Linked DNA regions of Homo sapiens: region 2 is linked to region 1. Evidence: chromatin loops called from intact Hi-C (ENCODE). Cell type or tissue: A673. All regions are shown on one strand. Links, peaks and the distances in the headings refer to the core of each region. The heading gives the core; the rest is flanking DNA.

Region 1 (8,425 bases), core at 1,807-6,806:
ATATGCAGTTACTCTGTAAGGCCTCATTCTTTAGCTATTGCCTGTATGTTCAATAAAAGAACCTCTACAGATGTTCATATGAGAGAACAGCGTCTGGAAGCCTGGCCAGGGGCCAGCCAGGTAGATTAGGCTTGCTTGGGTGTTCCAGAAATAAAGTTATTATTTCCACAGCCTATAACGAGAGTTCAATTTTATTTCTTTTGAATTGGACTCCTTAATCTCTTAGCTTGCTTGTCTTGTGGGAAATGCATTAGGATTTCTGACTAGGGCCCATGGTTATTCACTTTATTTTTGGCCTTTCTAAAACCCAGATTAGTAACCCTGAAATTATAGAAATATAATCATGGAATGAGTATGCTTTAAAGTTTTTTAATACCCAAATACTTATAAAGTCTTAAACACTTAAGAAAAATATTTAAGTCTACCAAAGGAAGATAGTGCTTGAGTGGAAATCCAAGTTCCTTACAGCTTTATACATTCAGCCTTGCTGGCTATCCTGTCTCCATTGTGAACTTCCAAGACTTTTCGGGAAACTAAGTGTCTTCTGGGGACATTTCTGCGGCATTGGTTCCTGGTGGTTGGAAATGTGCACATTCTTTATTATTTAGATATTGAGATTCATGGTTCAGCTTGTGTTGTAGAATAAAGTGATAAATGGCATATCACACCTTGTCATCATGAACTCTGAAAAATATTTTAGAAGTTTTTCCTTTCCGAAGAGTTCCTATAATACATTTCTATGGCCTGGAAATATTTTCTGTTGATGTAAAGTCACTGTGTATGGAAGGTTCTCTGTGTGGGTATCTTTACTATACAAGGGACAGACTTCCGAGATCTCAGCCTGTGAATTAGTCACACCTTTGCTTGTGTGTGGTGGAGCTTTTAGTTCAGGCTGATTTCTGGAAAAGGACCACCCAGCCTTGGCATTTGACCTAACAAGTTGCTACCTATTCCAAAAAGAAAATTCATTAATACCTTAATGAATGAGAGTTGTCTGCATTACTAGAGTATATGTCAGCTATGGAACCTTTGACTAATATGACTCTTACAGACTCAGTCTGATTCCACCAGTAATTTGATAAAGAGCTGTAGCCAGTTGGCACCAGACCAGCTGTCAGTATGGCCCCCAGCACACCAGCTCAATGCTACTTTGTGTGGTGTTGCTCCGTTCTGTTAAGCAGATGTTATGATTTAGGCCAGACGTCCTGCGTTTCATTAGGAAGAAAAATAGTCACCTATTTATCTCATTCATTCAGTCTTCAATGGACCAATCAACGGACTGAACATGTGTGGTCTGTAAACTCTGATTCCAGCTTTAGCCATTACTTATAGCAAATACTTTAGAATGCCACTACCTCCAACTTTCTTAAAATACTCTCTTCTATGCAGCAGGTTTCCCTGGTTCTTTGCTCTTTATATTTACAGATTAGTGACTTTAAATCACAATCAAAAGAGATACTTGCTCAACATGCAGTGGTTTTCAGATATTCTTTTCCTGAACCAATGTTTTTCCTCTTGAAATAACATTATATTTATAATTCAGAAGCTTAGTTTCATATTTAGTAAAGAACTCTAGGTGCGGTTAAGCCAATTTTCTCATAGTGGTTTCCTATCAATTACAAACTGATGTTAGGAGTGTATATATGTACACAATGGTAATAGAAGCAGACTGCTATTTCATGAGAGGCAGAAAATGAGATTTAGTAGGCCCTGTCTGTAGAATTTTCATACTTGAGGTTGGCCATAAACGTCAGCTAGGTTTTTGGGTAAATACATTGACAGGTTTATGCAAACATCCATATACTTATTCAGAATCTTCTGCATCCTACGCAATGTGTGTACTCCACTGGGTTACAGAGATTAACAAGTGACACATTCCTTCAGTTATCACCTGCTTTGCATGTTGTGCTTCAGGATAAATAGACTCTACTGATGTCTCCTTGTTCACTGTATTTCCCTACGCTGTCTTCTCTTTCCAGTGAGATTCTTTGTGGTATGTTCAGTCTTTTTGTACTAGCCAGTATCTTTGATCAAATGAAGTAAGCCTTCCTTTTCATCCATAATGATTATAACAAACAATTACTCTAATGCTTATTGGTTATAATTTTTTTTATTTCTACTTTTTAAGTAGAGTGCAGTGGAAAGAGACAAAAGAGAGATCAGCTTTTTTTCCCCCTTTTCTTTCTTCCGTTAAGTAACTCCATTCCTTTCTTCTACTCCCTAGTTAATATGAATTGTTTATTTCATTTCTTTCCTCACTCCTCCGAAGTCAGAAGTGATAGTGGGTGATGTAGTGTGGTATGGAATAGACAGTGGATTCACACTGAGACAGAGCAATTTTTAGTCTCTTTTGTTTTGTATGTCTTCAATTAGACTGAACATTATGATCACTTCAGTAAAACTGTATCAAAGAAAATAAGTATATTAAAATTTATGTGCCAATATTTTGTTGGAGGGATTATAGCAAATTAACAAAGTTTGAAATATATTTCATACTTTTTCATGTTTATTTGCTTTATAATATTTTAGTTTTCTTCTATAGACTTAAGTAGGAATGGCGGCTTTATTTCTTCAATGTATGATGGTTTTTCTGGGGAAAGGAAAGAGCCTTTGGCAATGGCAAATAACCTGTAATTTATGTAATTATTAATAGCTTGGACAATATTATTTTCAGTCCATCTCAATTAAACTTTGCTTTGTGATCTGTAGTGTGTTATACATTTAATTATTTTTTATTTTAAATGTGCTAAGTCACACAGATGAAAATTACAACACAGGTAAATTAGAATAGTTTTTAAATGTCATAAATAAGAGCAAAGCATTCAAACTCTCCAAGATGTCCAATATTAAAATAAGTGTACCATCTACATGAAAAGTAAATTAAAAATATTCTAGCATTAAGTATTATCAGTGTTTGCTAATGATATGGTTTGTAAGAGCTAAATAAACAAATATATAGTGAAAATTATTCTCCTTTCATTTATGCTATGAAGATTTGTTGCATTTAAGTTTTGTAAAAATATAATAATACTTTATTGAGTTTAGTTTAAGTGCCTAAGGGTAGGATAATGTTCAACGGGTTCTATGATTATCAAACCCAGAAGGACCCAATCTTTTAATATGATTGTTTGAAATTTTCTGATGAATCCTTTGGATTAAATTCAGAATAAAATACCATTTTTTATATTCTGTTTAAATTCTGAGATTGAATTGCAATAGTAGAATTGGTTTTAATAGCCAAATAGTGGAATTTCATATGAAGTTATTACATTGTTTTCCTCATTGTGTCTTTTTAGAGATTACATATTTTATTGATTTCACCTTTCTTAATTATGCTGTAAATGTGTTAAATTATTAGTATGCCCTGAACATATTTTATTGATATGTATTTCTGTCCCAAAAATTATCTCATTTTGAGTGATTTGTTTTTTTTTAAAAAAATTATTTCTTCTTTTTAAAAAAGGCCTTTAGTGAATTTGAGATTGAGCAGCATCAAGAATGTGCTTATGACCACTTAGAAGTATTTGATGGAGAAACAGAAAAGTCACCGATTCTTGGACGACTGTGTGGCAACAAGATACCAGATCCCCTTGTGGCTACTGGAAATAAAATGTTTGTTCGGTTTGTTTCTGATGCATCTGTTCAAAGAAAAGGCTTTCAAGCTACACATTCTACAGGTCAGCAAATTCAAGTCATGCTTCTCTTTTTTGACTGAGATCCAGGTTTTTCTTCTGGTGAATTTGGTTCAATAATAGGATTGTAAATAAATCTCCAAGCATAGCAGATAAAATTTCACTGAAGCACTTTGTGAAATATTTGCAGAACCATACAGCATCCTACCTAAAGATCTTTGCAGTTGTTGAGTTTTAGGAAAACCCTAGTTTCTGTCTGATTTGTGATCAGTGCAGTTTGTTTAAGTAGAACAGTGCAGTTTGTTTAAGTAGAACTGTACCTAAATATTTATACAATGTATTTCATATTAACATTAGCAGTTTGATTTACATGTTATATTTAACAGATAGAAATCTATGGCTTGTTATTAAAAATGTGTGTTTTATCTAATAACCTATCTGATTAGCTAGATTTTACATTAATATATTTTTATAAATAAGTTTAAGACTGATCTATTTGACAGAGCCTCTATTTTTCCTTTGTTTATTTGGTATGCAACATGATCTTTTGCCTAATCCTACTCTCTAATTTACTCTTACAGATTTCGACTAACTGCTCTGGAAATCTTAAAGAAATAGAATTTAATTTAGAAAAATATGAAAAATTTTAGACAAAAATATAGAGTAACATTACTTATAGTTTGGAGACAGTTTAGTTATATGTTCCATAAAATATCTAGAGAATGTGCCCTTTTCATTCAGTTAAGACAGTATATCAGTTAAATGTATATTAGCTAGTCATTTAGCTTATACTGACACCTAGTGGCATTGCTGATGCATAAACGATTGATACACGGGAGAAATTTGCCTTGGTGGAAAACACAGTATAAAAACAATACAAATTCATCCATGAAATAATTTTAGTGAAATTTTGTCATGAATTTCTGCAGATTGTTTTTATTCTTTCACTTGATTTTGTAATTCATAATTTTAACTATTCCATTATCCAACATTATTTTTCATTCTAGTATATTTTATTATGAGCATTAGATTTATATTGAAGTCTGTGATAAAGATATTGTCAGGATACTAATCTGATTAATAATAGTAATCATTGGTCTTCTATCAATAATGCAAATTAATTGCTTCTTATGATTAATATAAATATAAATATTATGGCATGAGGAAAATCTTACATGGACCAGAGAAATGTCAGGCTAATGAGAGATTTTCCACACATTTGACATTTACTCTTTGAATATTTTTCTTATAACTTGTCACCTAATGAAGGGGTGGAAAAATAAAATCCTATTACTTAATCAATATTTCACTGATAGCGCAGAGTTCATCAGATTTTAGAAAATATCGTCATCATAGGTTCCAAGAAGGTAGTGTGAAAATATACTGTCAAAACTGTTTAAATAGCTGATGATATAGTATTTTAAGATTATGTATTTTTTCTTAGTTTTATAAAAACTTACTTTTATACTGTCTCTTTTTACCCCTTGTAAGTGGGATAACTGAGGTTCCATTATGTCCCAGTGTGTTGGTACATCTGGGTTCCTGCTACAAGTGAACCCTTAACTAGCAGGAAACTTTTGAAAAGATCATTTCTTCAGATCTCAGTTTTCTCATCTGTAAAATAATACTCCCAAGGTTACTTACAGCAGTAAAACTCCATAACTCCCTAATTTGCATGACTTCTGCCCGTGCACGCCATTTGCGGTGTTTGCATTATGATTAACATTCCATTGAGATGATCTAATTTTATCTTAATAGAGGTCATGTGAAGGGGTGGCCTGCCTCTCCACACCTGTGGGTATTTCTCATCAGGTGGGACGAGAGACTGAGAAAAGAAATAAGACACGGAGACAAAGTATAGAGAAATAATAGTGGGCCCAGGAGACCGGCACTTAGCACACCAAGGACCTGCACTGGCACTGGTCTCTGAGTTCTCTCAGTTTTTATTGATTATTATTTTCACTATCTCAGCAAGAGGAATGCGCTAGGAGAGCAGGGTGATAATAGGGAGAAGGTCAGCAAGAAAACTTGTGAGCAAAGGAATCTGTGTCACAATTAAGTTCAAGGGGAGGTACTATGCCTGGATGTGCACATAGGCCAGATTTATGTTTCTCTCCGCCCAAACATCTCAGTGGAGTAAAGAATAACAAAGCAGCATTGCTGCCAACATGTCTCGCCTCCTGCCATAGGGCGGTTTTTCTCTTATTTCAGAATTGAACAAATGTACAATCGGGTTTTATATCAAGACATTCAGTTCCCAGGGGCAGGCAGGAGACAGTGGCTTTCCTCTATCTGAACTGCAAGAGGCTTTCCTCTTTTACTAATCCACCTCAGCACAGACCCTTTACAGGTGTCGGGCTGGGGGACGGTCAGGCCTTTCTCATCCCACGATGCCATATTTCAGACTATCACATGGGGAGAAACCTTGGACAATACCCGGCTTTCCAAGGCAGAGGTCCCTGCGGCTTTCCGCAGTGCATTGTGCCCCTGGTTTATCGAGACTAGAGAATGGCGATGACTTTTACCAAGCATACTGCTTGTAAACATTTTGTTAACAAGGCACGTCCTGCACAGCCCTAGATCCCTTAAACCTTGATTCCATACAACATATGTTTTTGTGAGCTCAAAGATGGGGCAAAGTGGCTGGGGCAAAGTGGCTGGGGCAAAGTTACAAATTAACAGCATCTCAGCAAAGCAATTGTTCAAGGTACAGGTCAAAATGGAATTTCTTATGTCTTCCCTTTCTACATAGACACAGTAATAGTCTGATCTCTCTTTCTTTTCCCTACAGTCATGTATTGTGATCCAATGGTAGAGAATGCACTGGGCATTTTAGGCATACACACATAGTTTACATAGATATTTGAATCCTCAAAAGAACTGTATGACATAGATATTATCCTCATTTTGCAGACAAAGACAGTGAAAATCTGGGTGATTAATTTGCAGTTTCTAAAATAGTGTCAAAGCCTGGATTTTATTCTAATTCTGATTGTCTCCAAAGATAGTGTACTTGCTACTATAGTAATACTTTCTCATGTAAAACTTTTGGATTAGGAAGAAAATGAATATAAAACTGTCATTCTTATTAGGTGAAGATTGAATTCTTCTTTATAGAAATATTAAGTAAATCTTTTCAAAATATATAAGTGACTAGGCTCATTTTATTTCCCTGTTTCATTCACAGCCATTCAGATACCCACGTGAGGAACCCCAATCACAATTTGTTAGGCAAAACGGGCCATGGATATTCTTTAAGCCTGCCCTGTCATTTCAGAAATGAGAAATTTGAGGCTAAAACATTTAATGGTAACTGAAATAGCACAAGAAGTTAATAACAGTTGAAATTAGAGTCCTGGCTTCGCAATTCCTGTTCCTTTATTATTCTGAGAATTTTTTATGTTACTTGTTTGTTTTTTCAGCTAGGTTGGAATTTTTCTGGTAGACTTCTTTTTTCTGTTACTTTCTAGTAGTCATACATGCTGAAATACTCTTACTTATGTCTGCTTTTATTTCTCCTCAAAATCTCTTTAACAGGTTCATTTATTCTACTCTTTCATCAAATATTTATTTTGCATCTGCTTTGGACAATGTAAATGTGTGGGAATTTTTAAGACAATAGAAGGGAATCCTGCCTATTGACAGCTTACAGTCTGATAAGTTAAACTTATGATTTTCAATTTATCTTTCAATTTCTGCTGACAAGACAGCCAAGTCCAGTACCGTATCTGTCAGCATTTGCTACGTGTATAAAGCATTTATTCATTATTTACTGTCTTCTAGAATATGGACGGCTATTTTTGATGGATCCTTAAGTATACAGTTTAATTTGCTTAGGTAAATTTATATTTCTGTATACAATTTTAATTTTATGCACAAGAAAAATTTCAAACACTATGAATTTTTGAACTAGGTGATTAGAAATGTTGTAATGTGTAATGATGGCTGCTTTTCTTTACAAGTCAAAAAAAAGTCCACGGAAAATGGACTTAATTGGAAAGAGTTCTTTTTTCCTCTGATAGTTTGCTCAAATTCTAATTCCAAATTTATTTTAATAGGTAACAAACAGTATTACTCCAGTCTTAAATAAGTTAATTAAAGGAAACAAATCTTTAGTAAAGAAAAAAATCCTGTGTCTTTTCTAAGAGGATATGGCTACAAAACAGAAAAACAGGAGAAACATGGAGAGAAAATAATTTTTAAAATCAAAGCATTTTCTCTTGGGACTTCTTTTCTGTAACATAAAACATCATGCTCTTTGTCAATGACATTCAAAAATAATATATTATTAAACTCTTTGGAAAGGAAATTATTTGATCTAAATCAATTAAATTGGAATGTTCACTAAAAGCATTTATAGGTCAAATTACAAGGTATCTCCTGGAGTTTAATACTTTACCAGGAAATAAACAAACCTGTCTTTCCAAATTAAAATGAAGTTCACCCTAGGCTTCTCTTCCCTTCTTGTTACCTTTCTTATTCAGCTTCATTTTCCATTTCTCAGAATTCTGTAAGAACCGCTTTGGCAGCTGTTCTTTAGTTGCTGTAAAAATGCTATTGCCAACATACTAAATAACTGGTTTTATATTTTTCTGACTTGGTAAATGAATAGGTAGATTTGATGAAATCTGTGATGAAAATGTGTTCACCGTATTTAAAAAGCATCTTTTAAAATGACCTATTACAATAAATGACCTATTGACCATTGCTTGAGTGGCCGGGAGGATTCTGGAAAACACTCAGAAGCAATTGCCCTCAGGCTGCCTATTTTATTCTGGAATTTCTCTCAGGGC
Region 2 (8,425 bases), core at 2,117-7,116, 490 kb before region 1:
CTAAATTAATATAATGAAATTATGAGTATTTTCAATGAAAAGAGTCAAACTCTGTAAAATATTCAAAGAGATTTATTCTGAGCCAAATATGAGTGGCCATGGCCCATGACACAGCCCTCAGGAGGTCCTGAGAACATGTGTCCAAGGTGGTTGGGGTGCAGCTTGGTCTTATATATTTTATGGAGACATGAGGCACCAATAAAATACATTTAAGAAATACATTGGCTTGGTCCAGAAAGGCAAGACAACTCAAAGTGGGGTGCGGGATGGGGCTTCCAGACTGTTGGTAAATTTAAACTTTTTCTGGTTGAAAATTGGTTGAGTTTGTCTAAAGACCTGGGATAGATAGAAAGAAAGGAAATGTTCAGGTTAAGGTAAAAGATTGTGGAGACCAAGATTCTTTTGAAGTCTTATAGTGGCGCCCTTAGAGACAATAGATGACAAATGTTTCATATTCAGATCTTTAAAATGTGCTAGACTTTTAGTTAATTTCTTTAGGATTGGGAGAGCCTGGAAGAAAAAGATCCAGTCATGTTAACAGAGATTCTTTACAGACACAAATTTTCCCCCACAAAGGACAGCTTTGCAGGGCCATTTCAAGATATGGCAAATAAACACGTTTGGGGGTACAATGTTTTGATTTTCTTCCTTGTCTCGTAATGTTATGCGAGAGACAGGTTGGAAAGGAAGTGATGATATACAGGGTTAAATAAAACCCATCTGATGAGAATTTATGCTTTGTAGGGCATGACTCCCCAGACCCCTTAGATAGGAATTTGGGCAAGATAAAAAAAAATCAGAGCTTAGTCCTCAGTATAATAAACAGAGTAAAAACAGTAATGTGGGATGTTAAGACAAATACATATTTGTAGTACTGAATATATAAACATCTTTTCTCTCTAGAATGGATGAAATTTCCAGGTTATGATCACAAAGAATTACACATTATGAGAAAAGGACAAAGAGATTATAACGTGTATTTAAGAAGTGTTAGGTAAAGTTACTTTTGAGCAATTAGTATATTACAAAAGAAAGTGCCTTTCTGTGGACTGCCATATCACATACTTAACGTGGCTTTAGGGCAGAGTCGTCTAGAAAAGTGACTACGTGTAGGAGCTTTGGGGCTATTAGGTCCTGGATTTAAATTCTGGCTCAGGCTCTTTTACTGGTTGCATAACCTTAGGCAAGTATCTGTGAGACATTTTCATCTGCAAAAATTGTGATAGCAATTATTATTACTAAGGCATTGCTTATAATCTAAGATTGTAATTTATGTAATTGCCTAGGAAACCATAGAAGATCTACTCTAGTCTGTCTGGATTTAGATACCCAGGTCTCATATGGTCCGCTCCCTTAAAACACACACATGCACACACACACACACGGGCTGAAGAAACTCAAGAGAAGTAAATTTTGAAATGACTGAAGTTGATAAGTGCTATGAAGAAAAACAGTGCAGAAAAAGGTATAGGAAGTATTGGTGGGGGGAAGGAGTTTATAATTTTTAATAGTGGCACTTAAGAACATTCCTAAAAGAGACAAAGGATTGAGTCATATGAATAGTTAGGGAAAGTGTGATGTAGGAAGGGGAATTGCAAGTATAGAAGTCCTACGATGGGCATATGCTTGACGTGTTCCAGGAGCAGTAAGATCCATGTATTGGAATGGAGTGGACAAGGTGGAGATTGGATGTAGTAGAATATGAGGTCAGTAGAGGAGGCCAGATCATGTAAGACCTTGCAGATCATTCTAAGGAGTTTGCTTTTTATTTCTATTACTAAAAGGTGATGCTATTAGAGGGTTTTAACAGGATAATTTACGTTTTAACAGGGTTACTTTGACGCTGCATTGAGAAAAGACTATAAAGGGACAAATATAAAGACAAGGAGACCTGTTAGCAGGCTATTACAATAATCAATATGGGAGGTGATGGTGATTTGTAGAGAAACAGGAAGCCTAGTTTTTACTAGGGTAGTAGCAGTGTGGTGTGCTGACAGACTGGATGTGTGATATGATAAGAGAGATTTCAGTCCAGGTCTCTGGAAAGATGCAGTTGGTATGTACTGAAATAGGGAAGACTAGGAGAAGAAGGATTGAGAGGGAAAATCAAGAGCTCAGGTTTGGACACGTTAAGTTTTAAATGCCTACTAGATATCCAAGTGAAGTTATAGAGTAGGTGTTTGGGTGTATGAACTTGTGGTTCAGGGGAGATGTCCAGGCTAGGATAATTAATTTGGGAGTTATCAGCATATCGATGATGCGTAAAACTGTGATGCTGAATGAGGTCATTGAGGGAGCAAGTGTAGAAAGAGAAGAGAAATTGTCTGAAGACTCAGCCCCAGAGTACATTAATATTAGCAAGTTGATTAGGAGACCAAGTAATGGAGACTGAAAGTGAGTGGCTACTGAGATAAGAGGAAAAGCAGGAGAGAGTAGTTTGCTGGACATAAAGTAAATAAAATGTTAATAAGGAAAGAGTAAGAAATTGTCTCAACTACTACTTGATGTCAAGTAAATGACAACTGAGAATGGAGCATTGGTTTTAATAATTTGGAGGTAATTTGTGACATAGGTAAGGGTAGTTTTGCATTAAGGGTAGTTAAAAAGGTTGATAAAGTGGGCTCCAGAAAATAAAAAGTAATATTGAAGACAATAAATGCTTTTTAGACATGTTGTAAAAAGGAGAGAAATGGAGCAGTAGTAGAGTAGTGAGATCAAGTAAAATTTTTCGTTTAAAATGAGAAAGTGATAATATATTTATGTGCAATAGGAAAAGGGCTAGTGCAGAAGAAAAATTTAATGATACAGGGATGAAATAGAAGAATGATGAAGAAATGCTTTCAAGTAGAAGAGGGAAAGTAGGAACTAATGCATACAATGGTTTGGGTTTTGCTAGGATAATGGACAGCTTATTCACAGTTTCAAGAGTAGGCAGGATATATGGGCACAGAGGTAGGTTGCTTGGTATATATAATGGAAGTTTATGAAGATTCTCTTCTAATTGCTTCTATGCTGTCAGAGAAATATGAAGGCTGGTTCTTTGTAGAGATTAGAATAGTGGGAAAGGCAATGGGCCAGAGAAACACAGAAGGGTTCCCAGATAGCACTAAGGCACCCTTCATACTAGAGGAACCCTCAGTATCAGTGTGTGCTTTTCTCTGGCCATTTTCATGTATGTGGATGCAGGCATGGTACACAGCTGAATTGGGTTTAACCAAGATTTGAAGTTTGCCAAGCAAGTATGAAATAGTAAGGGAGGAGCAAGGGATTTAAAGATACATGCATAGGACTGATTATACTTATTGACATGGATTTCAAACTCTCCAAGGATGTGAATGAGGAGGTGATGGAGGTGAAGGACAGTGAGAGATGGTAGGATCTATGGATTGTAGACCATAGTGGGTCAAAAAATTGCCAGCTGGAAAGTAGAGAAACTTGGTTAGAAATAGAGTGGTGAAAGTGATTTTAATGCCTGCCGTGAAGGTCAGAATAAGGAGTTTAGATTTTATACTTAATTGGATGCAAGGCTTTTGGAAAGTTTAAAGAGGGAAATGGCAAGATCTGATTTTTTTAAAAAATGTATTCTACCTGCCCTGTGGAGAATGAGTTACAGTGGAGTTGGGGAACAAGAGGAACAGTGGGAGGTACTGAAAACTGGAGAGATTTGGGGTACATTTTAGAACAAAGCTGACAGAACTGGCTAAAGAATTGGGTATGGCGGAAGGCAAAAATGGAGAATCTATTATTGCTATTTTTTTTTTCTGGTCAAACCACTGGGTGACAACTGGAACTGTGATTTCCTTTAGGAGAAAAACAAGAGACCTCTTTTGAGGACACTAAGTTTGAGATGCGTATTAGATACCCAGAAGGAAATACCAAATACTGTGTATTCAAGGATAGAGCATAAGAGAAAGGGAAGAGCTGTCATCCGAGGCTCAGTGAAAGGATGGTGTTTAAGTTAGTGGGTCTGCATGGGCTCACTTGAGGAGTGAGATTAGAAAGAGGGAAAACGTGCTACATGTTCATTAGTGAGTATAGGGATGAAAGTAAGCAAGAAGAATGAATACCTTTGAACACATAAAAAGCAAAGTTAACGAGCACTGAAGTGGACTCTCAAAGAAGACAGCTGATTTCTCCTTTAATTGCCACAGGAAGAGAAAACAAATCTGCCTTCCTGGATGTGGGGCTGCTGGAACAAAAAAACTACCTTTCTACTTCCGCACACTTCTTGAGCCCTCTATGCAATACCCTCCTTAGCCAGCTCAAGCCATGATCAAAGTCACTCAGGAACCTGTTTTTTTCCCCATAGTTTTACAAATAGAACGGTCAGTGAATGCTCCCAACATATTCCAACATTTGATTAGTCTGTTGACATTTGTTCTCATATTGGTATGTTTAATATTTAGGGCAACTATGTCAAACCATGAAGACAAATGTCAAAGTGTTAGATTATCAAAAGAGGTAAATAATATATAAATAATGTATAAGTAGTGCTGTAGGATAAGAAAGCAATTTTGAATTTTTATTTATGATTGAAGAATATCTTCATTAAGGAAGACTTTAGCTTGTCTAAAATTTTCTCTTGACCTAAAAATTTTTTATTTAAATGTGTTGCTTATTTTCCACACAGCAAGTTTATAGTTTAAAATATTTTTTTAATCTTCCTTTAGCAATAGCCTGTAAGTATAGCAATCAAATATCCTTTTGTGGTTAGATAATATTTTTACCCCAAGGATCTCTTAAGTATTTTAGCAATCAGTCAGTATTTAATGCCCTATTTGGTGCAAAACAGAGAGATACTGAGAAGACAGATGGATTTTGCAATATTCCAAAATAAATTAAATGCAGAACAACAAAGAAAAAAAACCTCAGGGCTCCTGAATCACAGAGACTAAGCAGTGCAGGACACCAAATTATAGCTAAAGATAGTGAAAAATGATAGTTTCTAAAAAAGTGGGAATAGAAAAAAATGTACATTTACTGTAGCTATTTGCTTTGAGATATTCTTCCTTCCTTCCTTCCTTCCTTCCTTCCTTCCTTCCTTCCTTCCTTCCTTCCTTCTTCCCTCCCTCTCTCCCTCTCTTCCTCCCTTCCTTCCTTCCCTTTTTTCTTCCTGCCTCCCCCTCCCTTTCTCTCTCCCTCCCTTCCTTCTCCCCCCTTTTTTTGCGCCAAACCTTACTTGCCCAGAAACATCATCTACTTACGGATTCAATAGAAGTTATCCCCTCTGTTCTTTTACAAGAGGTTCCCTTTTATTTCATGGTTTTAGCTATACAGAGAATTCAATTCAACAAATAACTGCTTTGCACTTACTATATATGTTAAGTATTGTGTATGTGCTGTTACAGAAGGGAACACACAGAAATGCAAATCCTTCTTAGTATGGTAAGTTCTGTAACAGAGAAAGAAAGGGATTATAGCATAAAGGTTAAGAGCATGGGCTTCGGAGTCAGGCTGTATGGCACTAGTGTATGATGTTGAACAAGTTACTTAACCTCTGTGTGTCTCAGTTTACTTATTGGTAAAAAGTAATAAGTAGTATTTATTTCATAAGAGTTTAGTAAAGTTTAAATAAGGTATATATTAGAACTGTACCTGGCGTATAGTAGGCATTATATAGGTACAACTATTGTTTATAATTGTGTAAATATGAAAATGTACACAATTATAATTGTAGTGTTTCCTAGATTTCTTTCTACCCTCTTCTCATTTATCAGCATATTGGAAATGGCAACAGTCATGAAAATCCTTCCTTCCTCAATTTCCCCATCTTCCTTCATTTGTTCTCTGCCTGATTGTCCCTTCCCATTGGTCTGTGTCTCCTCAACCAATGTCTCCTGTGCTCAGTGTCTAACTGTTGGTGTACTCCATTTTGGCTTTCCCTTTTTCTCAGTCTACATACTCTTTCTGAGCAATCTTGCCACTCCTGGTGCTTATGTAATCATCTGCACACAAATGACTGCAATTCTACATCTAATGTATAGATGTCTGCTCTAAGCACTAGTCCCCATTTCTATCAATGGGACTAAGAAAAATATCCGGTGGACTAAGGAACTCTAAAAGCAACTTGTTTACAGTGTTTCTTATCACTGTTTGCCTACACTCCAACCTGATTCCTGCCTTGAATTTCCATTGTAATTGAAGGTGCCACTGTTATACCATAATCTGCGTTGGAAACCTGGAAGTCACCTATGACCACAGTCCACCAGGTAATCAGCTCTGTCAGTTACACCTCTTACATTTCTCTTGACTCCTCCCACCCCTTCTCTACTTTCACTGCTGCTATTGAATTCAGGTTTTCTTCTCAGTCACCTGACCTATAGTAGCAGTCTCTTATCTGGTCTATCTGCTTCCAATTTCAGCATCCCTCCCTTAAGATCAACCTTTACATTGCCACCAGACACTTTCTATAGTGAAAATTAGATCATGTTTCTTTTCTGCAGAGTTTCTATAAGTATAGCATTGATATTTTCACTAAACTCACCTGGAATTTTTTTTTAAGTGAAAATTTCTGGAGCTAAACTCAGATTTGAGAATTAGAATTCTCACAAGAGAATTCACATTCACACTAGGCCCAGGAATTTATACTTTAGTTGATTTTACCCAAACTAGAGTCTGAGCAACGTTGGCCTATAGTATGAATTCTAAACACGTATCCTTTCATGAGACTTCCTCATCCCTCACCGCTCCTTCTTTGCAATGTCTGCTCTATGCCCATAGAATTGTTGGATTCTCCAAATGCAAAACAGTATTTCATACTTTCTTGATCTTCTATACTTCAAAAATTTCCCTGCTTGTTCTTTTTCTCCTTTCTGTAACTAACTTGGCACATCACAAATAACATCTCTTTTCTCACCAGTTCCTGGAGATTTACTATAAACATATCACTAAATCACAAAAGGAGGAGGTTTCATCTTCTCTTTATTCCTTCATACCCCTTGTTTTACCATCTGAATAAAGACTGGCATCCTAGATATGGCCTCTATGGTGTGCATGAGCTGGGCTCATGTACCTCCTTGTATTTCAGCTTCCCCCTCCCTTTTGGTGCTTCACATTCTGCCTTCTTTCCATTCACGTGAGCCACGTTCCTTACTAACTCAAGGTTTCCACACTGGCTGTTATCTCTGCGTAGAATTCCATTTCTACTCTGCCTCGCCCAGTAAATTAGTACAAATGCCTCAGAAGTTGGTTCAAGGGATCTTTCCATGACCCTACAGACCAGCGTTTTTACAGGTCAGGGTTTCTCAACAGCGGCACTACGGCATTTTGGACCAGAGAGTTGTCTGTTGTGGAGAGCTGTCCTGTGCATTGCAGGATGTTTAGCGGATGCTGGCAGTACTTCTAATTCGTGACAATAAAAAATGTCTTCAGATATTGCCATGTGTCTCCTGTAGCAACATTACCTCCAGTCTTGAGAACCGCTGGACTGAGTTAAGTGCCCCTCTTAAATGCTCTTCCTACCCTTTATTCTTCAAGTTGTGCTTGTAAGTATTCAGGTGTGATTGCTGTTTGCCTGCTAGAATGTAAGTGCCATGGAAGTGGGGACCATGACTGTCTCATGTACTGTTCCATCCCTGGTGCCTCACACAGCGCTAGGTACTAAGCATTTCGGACTGAATTGTGTCCCCCTGAAATCCATGCATTGCAATCCTAAACTCTAGTACCTCAGAATGTGACTATCTGGACAAGTGGCTTTAAAAAGGTAATTGAGTAGAATGCCGTCATACAGATGGGCACAATCCAACATAGCGATTGTCCTTGTAAGAAGGACAACATGTGTGCACAAAGAGGGAAGGCCCTGTGCAGACACCAGAAGAAGATGGCCATCTGCAAGTTAAGGAGAGTCCTCAATATAAACCAACCTTGCCAACACCTTGATGTTGAACTTCCAGCTTCCAGAACTGCGAGAAAATAAATTTGCTTTTTAAGCCACCCATTCTGTGGTATTTCATTATGGCAGTCCTAGCAAAGGATACACTAAATAAGAACTCAACAAATATTTTCTTGACTAAGTCTCTTTTGCACAGTCTATACCATGTGAGTCATTCCCCTCTTTTCTTCTGACCTTCAAGAGATTCTCTTAACACATTGATTTTTTTCCTTCACTGAGCCAATGAGTTGCATGTCTACATTGATGAATAATATCATACCTCAATCTTGGAGTTTCTTCTCTAAATTTAATCTACTGCATGGAATAGCCACAATTTAGTCCATTATCTCTTTGAACATCTGCACCATCACGGCTCCAGTTCCTCTGCTTGTGGTTTGCCTTATGTGTCTATGGCTTTGATTCTCCCATATTTTCTCAAGTTGACAGTCCAGAGCTTTTACCGTCTGCATTCAACCAGATCACTTTATCCTGTTTTCTTCACTTGCCTCTTTATTCATCCAGGCTTCCTGACAAGTTATCTTGATGTTTCTCTTT

What was found. Hi-C counts contacts between places; a loop is a spot of excess contacts. Peaks named below come from ENCODE experiments on the same cell type or tissue, not always from the same donor. Only the 100,000 strongest peaks of a DNase experiment are listed, where the experiment ranks them.
Region 2: a loop joins it to region 1, with 4 times the contacts of the local background. A loop is called at or near these places in 1 of 110 quality-filtered maps.

What each region holds. Positions count from the first base shown.
Region 1 is chr4:166,087,665-166,096,089 of GRCh38, forward strand. It overlaps TLL1 (tolloid like 1), which reads left to right. Exons shown (of 21, transcript NM_012464.5): 19 at 3,464-3,677. Among named protein-coding and RNA genes, the nearest start is that of TLL1, 220 kb to the left of the region's middle. In A673, for the core only: CTCF peaks have their summits at 3,568 and 4,436 (motif pointing left); a DNase peak (open chromatin) is centred at 4,417; H3K27ac peaks cover 262 bases; H3K27me3 peaks cover 480 bases.
Region 2 is chr4:165,592,954-165,601,378 of GRCh38, forward strand. No RefSeq gene overlaps it. Among named protein-coding and RNA genes, the nearest start is that of LINC01179, 87 kb to the right of the region's middle. In A673, for the core only: no CTCF peak of the experiment used is centred there; DNase peaks (open chromatin) are centred at 4,858 and 5,168; H3K27ac peaks cover 3,650 bases.